Regions from separate parts of the Homo sapiens genome. Here region 2 is linked to region 1. A link is an interaction called in ENCODE POLR2A ChIA-PET data of the cell type or tissue named here. Cell type or tissue: HepG2. All regions are shown on one strand. Each heading gives the region's core, and the rest is flanking DNA. Links, peaks and the distances in the headings are about the cores only.

Region 1 (10,406 bases), core at 3,414-7,413:
GCTGGGATTTCCTTCTGGGGGCCTGGGGTGCCGTGGCCCACCGGCTCTTGGCCCCACACCATGCCAGACATGGGGACAGGGCTCCTAAGGCCCCCACATTGTTTTTCAGACCTCCTGTGGGCCAGTTCTGAAGAGACGAGGTGACTGTGGGACGGTGCAGGAGTTCCCAGCTCTGTCACATGCCAGCCCGGGCAGCCCCTGCCTGCTCCAGAAAATGGGACCTCACGAGGTAGGTGTGATGATTAAATGAATGAACACAGCAGTTCTCAACCAGGGGTAATGTGGCCCCCCGGGGACATGTGGCAGAGCCTGCTTGTTACGTATCACGGGTTGTTACAACTGTGGGGAGCAGTGGGCCAGCACCTGGCAGGTGGAGGCCAACCTAGAATAAAAGCTCCTCCTGCTCCCTGTGTACCTATGCCACACGCACTCATTTAGGAGAAAGGGTAGATGGCTCCACCCCACATGGTTAATACGGGTGATTTCCAGGTGGTGGGATTCTGGGAGGATTTTTTTCTTCTTGATTTTGTAAGATTGTCGTCAGCCCTGTATGATGGCTTCAGTTTTGCTTTTACAAGAGAGGGGAGGTAAATGTGGAGTGGAGAAGGCAAGAGGCAAAGGCGACCTGGCTGCCCAGCTGGGGTGGTGCCGCGCCACAGGGGAGCAAGCCCTGGCTCCAACTGGGGAAGGTAGCCCTGGAAAACCACTGACTGGCGGGGGGGTCGGAGGGGTTCCAAGCAGAAAGAAGAGGCGTGTGCCAAAGGTCAGAGGCATGGGGAAGCTGAGGCCAGAAGCCAGACAGGGCGGGACGCTCGCTCCACAGTAGACTTTGAACTTCGTGCTCACTGTGATCCAGTCCTCACCACCGGCTGTGACAGAGCGCTCTGCAGGGTCAGGTGGTCTCAGGCGAGGAGGCTGAGGTGACCACCCCAGGTTCAACGAGGGCAGGTGAGAAGCGATCCTCTGCCACGGCTCCTCCGGAGATGGGTCTGCAGGAAGCTGGCCCAGGAAGCTCCCGGAAGGGGCCCCAGTGCAGTCAGGGTAGACCCTTCTGCTCTGTCCACACGCTCTCCCTTCCACAAGGCCCTCCTCTCAGCTCACAGCCAGCCTGGCCACTGTGGGCCTTTCTGACATTCTGCTTTGCAGCCCCAAAACTCTGCTTACCAGCCACAGGCAGTGATACTCTGGAGCCAGACAGCCTGGGGTCAAATCCTCGCTCCACAATTACAAGCTGGGTAAGTAGGGACCTCTCCTCTCCGGGCCTCAGTTTGCTCATCTGTATAAGGGGGACAATGACAGCACCACCTCGCAGGGGCATCGTGAGGATTAGATGAATGTACATCTGCACAAAGGGCTCTAGTAGTGTCTGGCATAAAACAGGTTCTGGGTAAGTGCTCACTATCCTTACTGTTGCCTTGCTGGTGATTCGGCCCTTGCTGCCAGGGTTCCTGTGCTCACACCCCACCAGGGACTCGTCGTGACATCTGGAGGCCACTGGCTCTGGAGTTAGGCTGCCTGGGTTCCAGCTGTGTAACCTTGAACTCTTGAGGTCTCCATTTCCCCTGCTAACGCCTCACGGGGCTGATGAGAGGACGAAATGCGCACACGCCTAAAGGTCTGAGAATGACTGGAGGAAATGGTCATGATTACCCCGCGGTCCCCTCCACTCACCTTGGACATGACTATCATCTGGCTCTGGGCTCTGTCTGGCCCTGCTGGGACTCCCCGAGCTCAGTTGCCACCAGCCTGCTGGGACAGTTCGAGCTCTTCCATTTTCCTACCCTGAAGCAAGCCTCAGTCACAGGGTCGTGAAACATGAACCAACCAGGGCGACAAACAGATGTCAACAAGTCATCATTCCCCTTTCCAATGGGCAGACCTGCCCCTGTAACCTGCCAGCTGAGACCCCACTGCACTTCCCCCACTGCAGACAAGAGGCAGAGTGCCACTCCTGCGTCGCCTACAAGGTGCCCAACTGTGTCCCTGGCCCTGAGGTCCAGCCTGATGGGATCACCTTCGAGACAGCACAGGCCTAGGCAGGGCCTTCCCACCAGGCCTCCCTGAAGGGAAGGTTCAAGAAAGGGGTCCTGTGAGCCACAGCTCAGGCCTGGGATTTGGAGTAGCAGGGGTCTCTAGTGGAAAGCCCACCAGGAGCTCACCAGGCTGAGCCCAGCAGCCTGACGCCATTACCACCACTCTTCACAGGCCACAGGGGTGGGCTCGGAATCCTAGGGCCTGTGTGCACACCGAGAAAGGCTGTGTGCACCACAGCTGGGCCATGTGTTGGAGACACCATGTACGCAATCCCCTGCTTTCAGTACGGACAGAGCCCTGCAGCAGGGGAGTGGTAGAACTCGCACTTACGCAGAGGGCCAGAGGCCCGTGGGGTTACAAGGAAGTGGAGGGGTAGAGATCTGGGCTTGCGCCTCCCTCTCCGTGGGTCCCTCTCCCCTTCCAACAGGACGGACCTCCCAACTAGGCAAGCTGTTCATTCATCCAAACTATGTCTGTTGAGGGGCAGTGCCTCAGTGTCCCCATCGGTAAAATGGAGAGAGTAACAGTATCTAACTGGGTTGTACGGATCACTGATAAAACCTGCATAGCATAGCCCCTGGCAAGAGGAAACACACTAATCACACGAGTGGCCGCTGCACGGTCACTACTGTGACTAACTGCCTGGTCCTGGCGACTCGGAGATCCCTGCACTCCTAAGCCTTCCAATCTGTGACATCCCGGGCTCCCGGCTGGCCGGCCAGTCCTTAGTCTCTCTGCATCGTAAAGCACCACCCGCCCCAGGGTGCATGGGTTTACCCAGCATTAATCACCCCACACTGGTAGACTCTGCTCTAGGAGGCAAACCCACCTCTATCTTTAATTCCTATGCCGTCTTACGGTGTCCACCCCATAAAAACTGCACAGACTCCCGGAATGTGCCCAGCCGCTCTGGCCTGTCCCTTTGCTCACTGTTCCCTCTGCTCATTCCCACCTCCGACCTGCCACCCTCATCTCCATCAGTCTCCATCCTACCTCTCCATCCAGATGCCTGTCTCCTACAAAGAAGTCCTTCCTGAAACTCCCCACCCCCATGATGGCGTCTCTTCCTCCGTCCAAACACAGGACAAGACATAAACCTCTCTAAGCAATGTGCTTTGTTCAATGGTGTATCATAATTGTAATACCCCCATTTAACTATGAGTCCCTTGGGAGGGAAGAGTATGTCTGACTTTCCAAGTGCCATGCCTGAGAGCACTCACTATGCAAGAACAGTGCCCCAGAACACTCAATTTGCACAAATAATATATGGTGTTCAAGTTATACACCTAATGCTTACCCTTTACGAATAGCTGGCATTCAATTTCCCACATCGGTTCCCTTAACTTTTTTGACAAAATCACAAAGGAATGTCCGCCAACCTTGGCAAACACTAAACTGAAAAGCTCACTTATTTCTACCTAAGATGTTTCTGCAGGAGGCTGAAATAGTTTCATGTGCATCTACCAGGTGCATATACATTGATGGACCCACACAGACACGGGGTCAGACCTGGCTTTGACACTAAACTCTACTTCCTCCCAGCTCTCTTTATCTGAGACTCCATTAGAGCATCTGTAAAATGGGAATAAACACCTACCCCACAGGATTGTTGTGAAAATTAAATGAGCACTGTGCCCGGCACACAGTAGGGATACGATAAATATCGTTGCAACCAGGAACATATAGGTCCATCTCTTACAACGGATTTGCTCACCCTACTTTATTCCCCACCAGAGAAGACTGCAAGCTTGGCCGAAATGCCCCCAACCTCAAACCCAGGAACCAGATGAGATCACGGTCATGTGAATTTCCTTTCTAGGGAAGCAGCTCTGCTCTTGGCACCCTGGAGACCTCAAGATCTGCTGCTGCATCCCAAGGATGCTGGGGTGGGAGTAGTCATCGCTTCCATGCTCTCCTCTTCCTCCCAGACGCACATGTAAACCATGTTCCCAAGTCTTCCCCTGCACTCCGTGTGGCCGTGTGTCTGAGTTCTAGCCAACCAAGCGGCCAGATCTACAAACGGCTTGGCTGTGGTGCTCACTCTTTCCCCATCCCCCTGACAATGAAGGACCTAGGGGAGGGCAGACCCATTTCACAAGAAAAAGAGGGGGCAGAACCCTCGGGAGACCCCTGCAGGACTGCAAGAACTGGGCTGCATGAAGCCACCCAGATGCCAGGGCTGCGTGTTACGGCAGCTAGCCTGCCTGGGGAACACACAGCCCCTTCCATACCCGTGGCTCTCCTTCCCTGCAGAGCCTCGCACCGGTGTGTGTGTTGGTAAACAGGGTCACCTAGTCCACACAGGGAGCCAACATGCGAGGGAGGAGAGCCAGGCCTGGGTCTGCTCAGACTGTGTGCTCCAATTTTCAGATATCCTGGACCTCTAAGGAAACTGGCACTGGCCCAGGACACCCAGAGAAGCTAGCAGCAGTCCCGGTGTGATCTTCCTTCTCCATATGACCCCACCTGAGCTGGATGCAGCCAGCCCAGCCCAAGGGAAGCACCCAGATGGCTGTTTGATTCCATACACTCAAATCCTATATCCACCAGGGACCAGACGATCCAGACCACGTGCTTCCCTCCAAAAAGAGTTCGCCCAGCACAATCAGTTTAGTCGCTCCGTCCACCCTACCATTTCTGACAGTAGCTTGAAAGCAGTAGAGCCACGAACAAAGGATGCCATGGGAAGGCAGGAGTCTGGGTTTGAATCCCAGGTGGGCTGCTGAGCCAGCTGCAAGGGTCTTTGCCGACACACTTCCCCTCACCCCTTCCTCGCTGGCAAAACCAGAGGTGAATCAGAGCACTAGTGTGTTCTAGATCCTAGGATCCTTAGAGTGTAGTTATGGACAAAGGGAGTTGCGTTTTCAAAGTTCTGCTGGGCTTTGTCATTTAAGAATCTCTTAAGGCACTGCTACCAGGGCTATTCTTCACTATTTATTGGGAGGCAGCCAGGTTTGCAAAAAAAAAAAAAAAAAAACAAAACAAAAAAAAAACAAAAGAAAAAACACACAACAGAAGCAAAAGAATGGAAGCTTTACGGGGCAAGGAGCTGCCTGTGTGTCCATCACCTCGCACATTCTACATACTCATTAATTTTTTAAACAGATAATAACAGCTCCACAGAGCAGGAGGAAGGAAACTGACAATCATAGAACATGTACCAGGTGCAAGCCACTTTACTGGGTGATTTCCACAGATGATCTCCTCCCTCAGGGCCTTTGCAATTGCTGTTCCCTCTACCTGGAACGCTCTTCCCCCTGGAAGTCCTATCACCCGCTTCCCTGACCACTATGTACAAAGCAGCCCACCACTCGCCCCACCCTGCTTGCTTTTCTCCACGATCCCTGTCATCGGATTTTATAATTACTTGCTCTTAACTTAGTTGTTTGTCCACTCCCACCAACACAGGCTCCACGAGGGCAGGCTCCTGTTTTCTTCCGAGTGCCTAGAACGGTGACACTTAACTGCTGAATGGAGGCATGAAAGCACCGCCAGGCCTCACCTCATTTACCCTGACATCAATGCTAAGAGGAAGTTTCTCTGATCCTCGCTTTACAGATAAGGACACAGGCTAGGGGACCTGCCCAAGGTCACCACCTGGGACACTGCAGAGGCAGGATTCAAGCTCCCCTGTCTGATTTCAAAGTCCAGGTCCTCACTCCCCTACTCCACTGGGTCTGCCGTGTTCTCTTCCTGTGGCCTCACTGCACACCCCAAATGCCAGGACGAGCGCTGTGCACATGGGAGGGGTAACGAAATGGCTACTGAAGTCAGGAACCAATTTCAGCACCAGAAATATTTTCTCTGCCATCTCCTTTGCCTCAATACACACAGCAAACACCTCCCCCACACGCACGTCTCATCACCCTTCGGTTAGGGCTCTGCTGATGTAAGCGAAGCTTCCTTTCAAAATGCGCACAGTCTCCCTCGGTGCCTGTTGAATACACTGGGTGGTTCATCACCAGAGCCAGGAGCAAGGAAGAGAAACTCTCACTTCCTCTCTTCCTCCACCATGGGGCTGGGTGGCCTGGCTTCCATCCTGGGGAAAGCAGGAAGTCAGGGAACAAAAAGCAATGCCCTCAGGTGGAGCTGCACAGACCCTTGTTCTGTGGGTGGAAGTCAGCGCATCCTTGTCAGAGCCCCCTGGTCACCTATGTTCCTTCAGCTGCAGGGAAGACCAAGTGGCCAGACCCTCTGAGGGGGATCCCTGGTTGGTGACCTTTCAGCCAGAACAAAGCATGACTCCAGGTAGCAATAACCCCAGGAAACACTGCCCTTCCCTCTTCAAAAGGAGGCTCAGCTCCCCCATCCCAAAGAATTAAGCAAAAGAACATCAAAATAGAGACAACTCCATTCAGTAAAAATAGAAAATGTTTTCTTTCAAGGAACAAGAGTGTATTAGTCCGTTCCCACGCTGCTGATAAAGACATACCTGAGACTGGGCAATTTACAAAAGACAGAGGTTTAATGGACTCACAGTTCCACGTGGCTGGGGGGAACTTACAACCATGGTGGAAGGTGAAAGGCACGTCTTACATGGTGGCAGACAAGAGGAGAATGAAAGAGCTAGGCGAAACGGGTTTCCCCTTATAAAACCATCAGATCTCGTGAGACTTATTCACTACCAAGAGAACAGTATGGGGGAAAGCGCCCCATGAGTCAATTATCTCCCACTGGGTCCCTCCCACAACACAAGGGAATTATGGGAGCTACAACTCAAGATGAGATTTAAGTGGGAACACATCCAAACCATATCAAAGAGGCTGGGACTAACCTCAATGCCCATCAACAGGGGAGGGTCTACCTACATTACTGTGATACACTTCTACAACAGAACACTATGCAGCAATGAAAAAGAACAAGGCAGCTGCACACGCATGGAGGGTCTCCAAAATATACTGTCCAGTGAAGAACCACGGTAGACAGCTGTGTGCATGCATGTCCAGATACACAAGAAATGAGCAGCAGTGCTTGCCTCCAAGGAGGGCCACTAGGGGCTGTGTGGACGTCGAGTAAGGGAAGCTTCATTTTTCATTAAACACCTTGTTATACTAATCAAATCTACCTGATGCATACATGAGTATTTCAATTTTTGTAATTTATTTTAAGAAACTAGACTACGCCCCGCAAGGAATTTTTCTTAAACTGCTGGCAAGAATTTCATTGCCTTCCTACCTATGAGACCTGCTAAACACCCCTAGCTTTCCCCAATGCACTATTCATCTCAGGGAACTCTCTGGAGGCCACCCATTTTTAGGTAACAATAATCCCTTCCATTTGTGCAGAAAGTCATGAAGCTCTTTCAGGGCAATTAGCAAAACAGGAATTGGAATCCTGGTCACTGTATGCTGACTATACTAGTAGGTGCTTATCTATCCTCTCCAATCCTTACAGCAACCCTAGACATGAGGTGCTCTCCCTAAGGATGGAGGAAAAACAAGGCCCAGCAAGGGAAAGCAAAGCACCAAAAGTCACACAGCCAGGAAACTGCACCCTTCAAATCCAGATCCAGCGCCATGAGAACGCAAAACCCAAATCTGTTCTCCCCCACAGAGGAGATGCCCCATATCAGGCTGCCTCACCTAATCTCATGTATTCCTTTAATCAAAGGTGTAAGCTGACCCCCTGCAATGTCCATGCCAACAAAACACCAATTGGGTACCTTCAAGACGAGTCAGTCCTGGCTGGCAGCAGTTGAGGTACCCTGGGACAGCTTTGCCTTCTACCAGGTCCCCCTGAGCCCTGCCCAGGACAGTGCCCCAGAAATGCCCTCTCACTGCCCGATGAGACACTAAGGAGCAGGCAGGGCCGCCACATCAGTCAATCTGTGGGCCAAGCAGCCCAAGCCAGCAGCAACTGCCACCTCTGTCACCCACTTGCAGGAAAGCTCAGCCACATGCAGTGAAATTCCTTCCACCTGGACTGGCATGATGTTGCCGTGGCCGGAACAGGCATCTCAGATTGCACCAGGCAAATGCGAGCATCAAAACTTACTCCTTCCTTAAAATGCACTTACTTATTACAGCCTGGGAAAGGCAGACCACGTTTGCAATTTACAGAGAATTTTGACTTTTTCTCCTCTCTGTCTCAGCCCCTCCCCTCCACCACCTCCAATCAGACAAGTTGTCTAGGAAACAATTTTGATACACTCCAAAATCCTCCTATGACAAATGGCATGGAAAGGGGGGGGGGGAAATCTGTGTGTTTACTGCCACAAAAAAACATCAAATAAATTAAAGGCAGGCTAGGCACATGGGGGGAAGGGGGGTATGTAACAAAAGTGAAAAAGCAATTAACATGCGTGCATGTGGGCACAGATGAGTTCTCGTGGGATCTGTGACTACCCTGGAGGACATAGATTTTAATTCTTAGGTAGAAACCAAGCCATGTGGATGTGTAACTCTTAGCTCAGCAAGTGACACACAGTAGGCATGCAGTAAGCCTGTGCTAAACAAAGTCCAAGTTCAGAAAACACCAGACTAAAGAAACCAATGAGAATGAAGGTGGCTTCTCCTTTCCCATCCATATCAAGATGCCCAGAAACATTGCAATCAAACAGCAGAGTGGTGAAAATTTAAAAACAAGCCACTGATGAATTATGGCTTGAGAATAAAGAACACTACTGTCACCTGTGCCCCGACCCCTGAATAAAGGACTTTCTGAGTGGATCCACCATTCTGAAATACCGTGTGCCACATTCTCTTAAAAGTAAGATGAAATAAAAGGTAGGCAGCTTATTTGTACTTCTGTGGTGCAGAAGAAACAAAGCCTACAGACAAAGCCCTCTGCCCACGGACAAACATGCCTAGCAGGTGATCAAATTCAACCCACAGACGAGAGCAGCAAAATGGATTCTGGTCCTGCCGAACCCGGCCGCTTATGCAGAACCCCTGGCTGCCCTGGCTGTCATTTACAACCAACACGACCATCACCAGCCATGAAGAGCCAGTGAGGCCCAGGAACTGGGAAGTTTGGGTACAAAGAGGGAATGGGGCACCACATTCAGGCCACAGCCTGGGCAGACAGGCCCTTCCCCACAAAGGTGCAGTCCTGGGTCCCCAAGGGAGGGGGCCCTGGCCTCCCTATCTCCCCTCCCAAGTCAGCTGTCGCCTATCTGCTTCCTCCTTTGTTTACGAGCATTTCGGATCCAAAGTCTCCAAGCACAGGGTGCATCAGACCTGGCGGCCGTCACAAGCCACATTAGGCACGCTGTTGGCTCTGCAAGGATTTAATCAGTAACTGGCCCAGGAGACCAGGGCAGGGCAAGCTGCGACCTGATCCCACAGGAGGCAAAGTTTACAGGCAGGCCAGGCGGGTGAGGCTGCTGGCTCCACCGGTAAGACAGCCTGGAGGGCTATCAGGTCCCTTGGACCCCAGACTAAAAGGTGTACCTAGCCGGTGTCACCCAGCAGGTGGGACTGGGAGCCCGAGTCTGCCTGCATCCCAGCCTGATGCAGATGTGCTCCTGGAAGCACGGTCTTAAATCTCTCAGATTCGGTTAATTGGATCAATGGAAACAGACTGCAAAAGGTTTGGGCAAAAAAGAGTATTTGGCTTGTTTATTGGTTTGAATCCCTATCAATCACTCTGGGTCTTGTTCCTGAAGCCCATACAATTAACCAGATAATTACCAGATGATTCTGAGTTGGGCTGTGTAGATGGCTTAAAATATGGATGACTGATATTTCAAGTAAGGATATGACTCTATAGGAAACATACTTGGAATATCGGGAGCTCAGGGCTGGGCCAGCGGCTGCTGCGAAGCCACAGGACTGCAAAGGGTTTTTGTTCTAGGGAACTGCACTCAAATTCACCTTTGTTTTATTTGGGCTCATATTTCTCAATAGAGTGCTTGGGCCGCACTATAAAACGCAGACAGATTACATAATGTCCAGGCCTCAGGGAAACCCCACAGGGGCTCCGCTGCTTCCCCGAGAGCCTGGACACCAACCAGGTGTCTCATGATGGGACGAGAGCCCTGGTGGCAGTCCCAACCTCACCTCTACCCGGGAGGCCAGCGCTCCAGCCAGGCCAGCCCTCACAGCCCCACCTCCAGGCTCACAGGCCCTGAGGCAAGGCCCCCTGGAGCCCACCAGAGGGCAAGGGTAAGACTTAAGGACACCCCCTGCCTGTAGTGCTTGGTGACGAAAGGCAGCGGAAAGGGGATTATGCCAGTCCATCAAACACTTCCTTATAGTTCCTCTTGCCACATTTCCTAACACCAGAGCATGGCTCTGCCAAGAGAATCTTGCTCCATGGATAAGCCTCAGTCCCCAGTACTAGACAGGTGCTTTCCGGAAAGGCCCACACTACCGATGGTGCCACCTACCTGGGCTGGCCAAGGTGAGCGAGGGGCCTCTGGCTATTCAGGT
Region 2 (7,836 bases), core at 40-4,039, 120 kb before region 1:
CCGGCGTCTCCTTTCAGCACATGTTAACAGAGAACCAAGTTCAAACAGGACCGCGTTTTTGCCAGGGAGAGCCTTTCCTCAGGCCATCCCTGGTTCTCCTCCCAGGGACCTGCTGGGGCCTCCAGGAAGAAGGGGATCAGTCTGGAGACTCTCAATGTCCCACAGGGGTAGGGTGGGGCTCCCTGGCGTTTCCACCTCGGCTTCTTCAAAACTAGCGGTCCCACCACCTGCCAGGAGGCCATTGTTAGCACATTTTATAGACTAAAAAAATACACCGAGGCTCAGAACGGAGCAGTGGTTTGCCCAAGGCAGTCCACTGAGAAGCAGCCAAGCCAGGTTCACCGCCAGTGTGCTTCCCCCGCACAGCACTGGCCCCACGACAGCCATCCCGGAAGTCTACTGCCAGTTCCCAGGCCACTGCCTCTAAACTGACAACACGGGGTGCTAGGATTGGCTTTTGGAAGGTCCACGACCCCCAGAGGATGCGCCTTCTCCACCCCCTCTGTGGCTACACCAAGGGAGGCAGCCACACAAGTGGAAATTTCTAAAAAACACAAAAAAACTACAGCTGTCCTTGGCTCAAATCACAGCAAACAAGGATCCAGACAAGCCCGTCTGCAGAAGGGGTGAGGCCATCCCCCTTCCCCCATTGATACTCCAAGGGAGAGAGGGAAAAGGAAGATTCTAGCACAGGCCTGGTGGACAGTTGGCTTTGACAGACAGATGCTGGAGGGCTGAAGAAGTTAGTGAAAGCTGAATGAATGAATGAATGAATGAATGAATGAAAGTTAAGTGCACTCATAACGAACGCTTAGACAGCACCTACCACAGTACAGGCGCTAGACACACATTCACTCATTTAATCCTCACAATCAACCACCCTATGCAGCAAATACTGCTCCCATTTTACAGATGAGAAAACCGAGTCTCAGAGAGGTTGACACCAGGTCAAAGTCACCCACCTGGGCAGTGGTGAAGCTATGGCTAAGCCAGCTCTTTCCAGCTCCCAGAAGCCAACTGTGCCCATCTTTTCCAAACTCTGCATTTAAGCATCTCACTTTGGCCATAGTGTAAGTATTTACACAGTAGAAACGGGCAAGCATTGCAAATCGGGACTTCCCCGGCACCTGTCAGAAAGTTGCTGCCGCCTCTCTCTGGCCCGCTTGCCTCCTTGGCAGGACTGTCCTGTGGAATCAGTTCCTGCAGGTCTCGGCAGCTGGAAGGTAACACTGAATTCAAGAGAAGCCAGGATCCCCTGAGGCCCAGCCAGTGCCATGTCCCTCTGGGAGAGCCAGGGACCAAACAGTGGTGGAAAATAAGCAAAAAAGGAGAGCACGGGCTTGAGGCTGGTTACCCTAGGTTCAGATGCCAGCTCCATTACCTACTGGGGTACCTCGCCGAAGTCATTTCATCATTCTGCGCCTCAGTTTTTGCCTCTGCGAAGTGGAACAATGGAACCCCCAGAATGAGACAGTATGTATAGAATGCATGATACACAACAGGTGCTCAGGAGCTGTCACTACAGATATTCTCAAGGGATACAGGGTGATGGGGAGAGAGAACCAGGTGAGGTCACCCCAAGAGCATCCAATTTAGAGGAGGGCGATTATGCACCCAGAAGGGAAAGCATTCATAAGGGTGCTACAGATGCCTTCTTCGTAAAATGTACGATCTTATTTAAACCTCTGCGAGTTCTCCAGGTGAAAAACTGCACCCCCTGTTCTAATTTACATCTCTTTGATTTTTGAGAAGCTGACAGTTTTTCACTGTATTTCTCTTTTGTTCTTTGCACCTTTTCCCCTTGAGGCAGTCACAGTTTCTCACTGATTCACAGCTACTTCGGCTTATTAAGGTCATTTAACCCTTCAATTGTCAACTGGGCCACAAGTGCGTTTTCCCAGGTCACCCACTCGCCTTTCAGACTGGTTTATGGCGAGGCTGGTTGCTGGTCTGCTTTTCCACGCTCAAGGGTCACTTTGTTATGGAGCCAACTCCAGCTCTCCTTGCCTTTGTGGTTTCTGTCTTCTTGAACAGAACGAGCCAAGGTTTGAGGCTCTTGCTGATCTGTTAGGCTGATTCCTACTTACTGGGTTGAAAGCGAGAAACAAATGTAAAAGTTTCCACTCTCCTCCCCCAGCAAGCCAAGGGCTGTCATGCCGGGTCCTCCTCCCCATCAGGCCTTCACTCTTGGGTCACCCCTAGTCCCTGGAGCTCCTGCCTGGCACAGAGAGAGAGTGACTCACTCCCGAGGCACGGTGCCCTTGCCCGGGGCCCCAGCCACAATGAGATGGGAGACACACGGCCCACGGACTTTGAGGCTTTTGCTGATCTGTCCCTCACATGGGGGTTGGGGGCACAGCTCCCTTCTGATGCTCCCACTTTCAGTGGGCAGAGGGCAGGCACGTAGGCAGTGGGGAGAAAGAGGTGAAAGTTAGAGGGAAAGGCAGACTTTACTGACCGCACTGAGGTCAGAGCCAAGGGTGAGGCCAGAGGGTCCCTCTCCCCCTGGAGTTGCAATGAAAAGGCAGAAAGACAAACCGAAGGACCTCAACATCAAGCCTACGGATTCTCCCATCAAAGGTGCCCTAGAAGGCAAGGCCCTGGTCCCTCTGGACCTTGGTCTCCATATCTGCAAAATGGGCCTCTTTTCTGTACAGTTTCTTCCAGCTTCAAAAAAAAAAAAAAAAAAAAACACACACACACACACTGAAAAGCTCACGGTCATCCAGTCTACAGTTCCCAGCATCCCTGGAAGAGGATACTGAGGCCTTCTGGCCTCAACTTCACTCAAAATAAAGCCTGGAGAATGAAACATTAGGGGAAGCTTCTACCAGCTGCTAACAAGTCAAGTCAACAACTATTTATCAAGCACCTACTACGTGCCCAGGGCTGCAGATATACAGCAGTGAACAGAATAAACAAGAATCTCTGCGCTTCGGGGAGGTGACAAGAAGCGGGGACGAAATAAGGCAAATGCCCTTTAGAAGGTGGTCAGTTCTGTGCAGACGACACAGCAGAGGAGCAGCGCATGGAGAGGCAGAGCAGGAGGGTCCTGAGGGCGGCGTGGCATACTGTGAGAGGGAAAGGGACTTTCAGCCTAGCTTCTAGCCACGCAAGGGGCCGACACTTCCCATGTGGTCTCTTGGGTGATCCTCACACCATCCCTGAAGGTGTGAAGTGGAAACTGAGGCCCAGAGACGTGGCATCCCTTACCCAAAGTTGTGCAGCAAGGGAATTCCCAAAGTGAGTCTGCCTCCCTCCAGGCCACACTGTTTTCCTGAGGCCCAAATACTGCCTGACTTGGAGCTCCTGGGCCCGGGGAAGGTGAGGATGTGGCCAGGCCACCCTCCCAACACCTGCCACGGATGCCACATCCAAGAATGGAAAGAAGTGGATTCCGCCCTGTAGCAGCGGTGTCTCACTGCATGACATGCTTCTAGGACAAGCAAGTCCCTTCAGGGAAGTCTGCAGCTGCCCTGAGAGCAGCACAAGCTCCCGTGGTGCGGGGTTTCCGCCAGGCGGCAAAGCCTCGGACTTCGATGTGGGAATTCCTCCCAGCCGGACACATGGCTCCGAAGACCCAGTGAGCATCCACAGAAACTGTATGGCTGAAGGATGCTTGTCTCTGGGTGCAGGAGGTACGAGAAGTCGCTCATACATACTGATGGCAAGCATACAGCCTGACAAATGCTCACACTCATGTGACCACCACCCAGCACCCTAGAAGGCTCTCTCATGTCCCTTCTTGGCAATTCCCTCAAGAAGTAACCATCATTCCAACCTCTATCACTACAGGGTAGTTTTGTCTGACCTTGAACTTCCTATAACTGGAATAATACACTATGTACTCATTTTACTTTATTTTGTTCAACATAATATCTGTGAGATTCATCCATGGTGTTTATTTTTCATTGCTGTGTAGTACTCCATTGTATAACTATGCCACAATTGGTTTATCTGTTCCACTGTTGATGGATACTTGGGTTGTTTCTAGTTGGAGGCTACTATGACTAAGGCTGCTCTGAATATTCTTGTTTATGTCTGTTAGTAGACAGAAGCACTCAGTTCTCTTGGGAACAGAATTGGGAGTAGAATCATTGGGTCCTAGGAGAAGCAGGAATGAATGCATTAGACCCCTGCCAAGACCTGGTAAGCAGGCAACCTAGGAAGGCCTCCTTGAATATGAAGAAACAGAGATCTAGTAATATACCCAGAGTCACACAGCAAAGCTGTGGTACCAAAATCCAGTTGTGCGTGGCTCCAGCTCCATGACCTCCTCACCCAGTGTAGCATGGGTGGGCACCATGAGCAGGACCTGCCTGAGAAAGAGCAGACAGGAAGGAAGGAACAGCAGCAGTGAGGGAGGAAGGCTCCTTCACTGTCTGAAAGAACAGCAAGGAACCCGATGTGTCCCCAGGAGGCTGGGAGACCAGGTACGGGGCCTGGTAGGCTGAGCAAACACAGAAGCATGAATAAGGCCTAAGTCCACTAAACCCCAAGCACATAATTTTATCTGGAAGCCACAACTCATCCAGCCACACCGGCGCACCCTCCTTCTTGAGGAGAGGGCAGCCTCCAATCTGAAGCACCTCTGTCTCCCCTGGACTGTCCGAGACAGAGTGGCAGAAGCCTCGCTTGTCCAAACACACGACAGTCAACGTCTCCCAGGTCCCCCGCTGCCCAATTTCAGCCTCAAAGAACCAACTATTTGCCTCGGCCTCCCGAGTTTCTCGCCTGGAGTCTCCGGGCTGGCTATGAGTGTTCGGGAAACTCTCTGGCTCTGGTCCTGAAAGGTGAAGGAGGGCGCAGGGGCATGTCCCCCCGTGACATCTGTGCCCGCTCCCCAAGCGCCAGCCCAACACAGGGCTGGGAAAAGCTGGGTGAGAGTCGGCACATCCTGAAGGAGGCGGCGCCGTGCCCCAGAAGGAGGCAGACAGGAAAGCCAATCAGTGTGTGTTGAATGACAGCACGAATGAGTCAAACCCCTCCTGGGTAGGGGGCAGGTGGCAGACAGCCGCTGTCTTTGTGTCACTCCCTGCCCCTCTGAATCTCCCCTGCCCCGCTGCCATGAGGATGCCACGGTTACCACAGGAGGCTGCCATGTGTGTACTAGGACCCCACCTGGCAGCCACAGTTGACCAGTCCAGAAGTCAGCATCTGCCTGAGCCCACCGATATGGGTTCCTTCTGGGGGATGTGAAGACTGGAGTGAGAAGGGCAGATGGTCTCCCTGGCAATGCTGAGCTGCAGTCTGCACCAGGGGAAGCTGGCGGCCCTGTGTTACCAGGAGGGGAGCAGGAGGATGGAGTGCAGAGAGGAGCAGGGATGAAGGTGCCGCAGGCTCTGGCCCCTGCCCACCTGCTTGCCAACAACTCCTGGAGTTGGGCTGCTGGGATCTGCATCTGGAACAGGGAGAGAGGCTCCTCTTCTTGGAGAAAGCCCACTGCCACCCAGTGGGGCAAATCTTCCTTTGGAAGGTGGGCCATGGTACAAGCCTCCTATCCATCTGGGCCCAGATCTTGGGCTGAAGTTCACATACTGCCCTGTCTTTGGGGCTGGGGCATCCCTTGGCCGAAGGAGGGCTTTCTGTAATGCCATGGTTACCATGCCATTCCCCCACTCCCTAAACTGAGCCTGCCATCAGCTAAAATGTCTTAAGGCCCCGCTTGAAGGGTCTTAGCCCTTCACCAGGCACCCCCGAGCACTACCTCTTCATGAAACCCCCTCTGGAGACCCCTGCTCCATCCCCTCCTGCCCTGCAATGCCCACCCCCCACAGGTTCATGCCTCCCACCTGCATACAGTCGCCCGGGCACACATGCACTCATTCCAAGGATGCCTTCTTCCCCGCATGTTCTCCTCTGCGAATTCATTCTCTGTGTGCTCATCCATTAGCTTGAGCATGTTTTATTCATTCCCACGTACATGCCTCCACTCATCAAATATTCATCGAACACCTATTGTGTGCCCGACTTGCTGACTCTTCCCCTAGTCCCCAATTTCTAGAAGTGCAATCTGCAGGGTCATCAGCATCAGAATCACCCAGGCTTGCTTGTTTAAAATCCAGAGCAGCCCGACCCACTGCCCCATTGTCTCAAGAGCACACTCTTGGAACAGGCTCCCTGGCACTGCGGCGCAGCCTCGAGCTTGAGAACTCCTGGCTCCCGGCTGCTGGCAGAGGCCAGCTTTGCTTCTTCTCATTCTCTTATTTTCCTTCTTCCCCCCACATCAACTCTAGGGGATTCCAGGGAGGAGCTCAGAGCCACATTACATGGAAGACTAGATTCCTCTGTAATAGCTTTGTGGTTTTATTTCTGCTCTGAGACCATTACATGTATAACACACACTCGTAAAGACACATATGTACTTTTAAATCAAGTCCCTGGAGCTCAGCATGGGCACATTTTAGACATCGGAGACTCCTCCAAGAAAGGCACCTTAAGTGGGGTTGGAAGTAGGGGTGATATGGAGGAAGGCCCCAATGCAAAAATGTCTATTCTCAGCACCCCACCCCCGGGTGCCCAGCTTCCTTGCCTGTGTGAGGGCGGCATTCTTTTCTCCCCTGGCAGGTGTATTTGACCAACTAAAATCTGGGCTCCACTGTGATGTCACCACCTGCTTCTGTCCTACCTGCCCCAGTGGCTTTTTCAGACCACATATATCAATCTGTCCTAAAACTGCTAGGTAGAAGGAGAGGACGAAATGGGAGAATGGCTGGCCTACTGGCCCTGGGCTCAGGCTCTGCAGCTCTTTCTAGCCCAGGAAGACGGGCCCTGAAAGCCAGACCCAGGCACCAGCTGCTGGAGACAGCTAGGCTGCAGCATGGGGTTGGGTGTCCAGCTTGTGGTCTGCAATGGAAGGCGGCTCTTCCAAGGTGCCATTAATGGCCCCGACAGTGCTGACCCTCCCTCAGCAGAATCAGGGCTAAAAGGCAGAAGCTTTTCTAGACATTGATCTGTCTCCCAGGGCACCTCTGCACCATGAAGCCCCATAATAATAGCTAAGAGTCTAGGAGAGACGGCCCAAGATTGCACAGCTCATGATAATAAGAGAACACGCCAAGCAAGAAGCGTACCGATTGCCATGCAACAGCATCATGCTCAATATGGAACCCGAACCACCTTGCTCAGTCCACACCAGTGTCTCAGCTTTAATGTGCACATGTATCGCCTGGGGGTTTTGTAAACATGCAGACTATAATGCGGTACGTGTCAGTGTGGCCCCAGATGCTGCATCTCTAACAAACTCCCAGGTGAGGCTGACGCTGCTGGTCCATAGACCGCACCTTGGATGGAAAGAAGTATTGCTATTATCATCATTCCCATTTTACCAGGAAGGAAACCGCAGCAGCGCGCAGAGTTTGTGACTTGCCTGGAGTCCACAAAACAGAAAGAGGCAGAGCTGGGATTTGAACTCAGGACTTCTGGCTCCAAGGTATGAGCCCATGATCCCCAAGCCAAGATGACCCTCTCAAGGCAAGCTTGAGGCTTTGCTGTATTCTCACTGTTCCTCTGTGTCTGCCATCAGGTGCCAGCCAGGTTGTGGCTCGCCTGTAGACACCTTTTCAAGAACTGGAAGACAAAGCCCCCTCTTGGCAGATGATAGCAGCCATGGCCAGCCAGCTGGGGGAGGCTTTGTGCAAAACAAGATGGTTTTTCCTCTGGCGGGTCAGCGCCTTGCCAGGGCACGTGAGATTCCTGCCCACTGGACCCCACACCATGATGAGGTCTAAAATCAAAACTGTGTAACCCTCGGCAGAAAGCTCTGCTCAGCAGTTCTGCATCCTACTCAGCTCGAGGACGCGGCAGATCCCAGCAGACAAGGGCAAGGGCTTTGGA

Evidence for each region. Peaks named below come from ENCODE experiments on the same cell type or tissue, not always from the same donor. Only the 100,000 strongest peaks of a DNase experiment are listed, where the experiment ranks them.
Region 2: POLR2A ChIA-PET joins it to region 1 with 7 read pairs; 3 of 35 experiments call an interaction of 5 or more read pairs at or near these places.

What each region holds. Positions count from the first base shown.
Region 1 is chr16:81,447,491-81,457,896 of GRCh38, reverse strand. The region is part of intron 1 of CMIP (c-Maf inducing protein); the gene reads right to left. Among named protein-coding and RNA genes, the nearest start is that of CMIP, 7.9 kb to the right of the region's middle. RefSeq lists enhancers at 1-93, 1-149, 150-834, 619-913, 5,823-6,162 and 3 more and a silencer at 619-913. In HepG2, for the core only: CTCF peaks have their summits at 5,630 and 7,031; a DNase peak (open chromatin) is centred at 5,586; H3K4me3 peaks cover 667 bases.
Region 2 is chr16:81,562,896-81,570,731 of GRCh38, reverse strand. The region is part of intron 1 of CMIP (c-Maf inducing protein); the gene reads right to left. Among named protein-coding and RNA genes, the nearest start is that of MIR7854, 33 kb to the right of the region's middle. In HepG2, for the core only: no CTCF peak of the experiment used is centred there; a DNase peak (open chromatin) is centred at 2,221.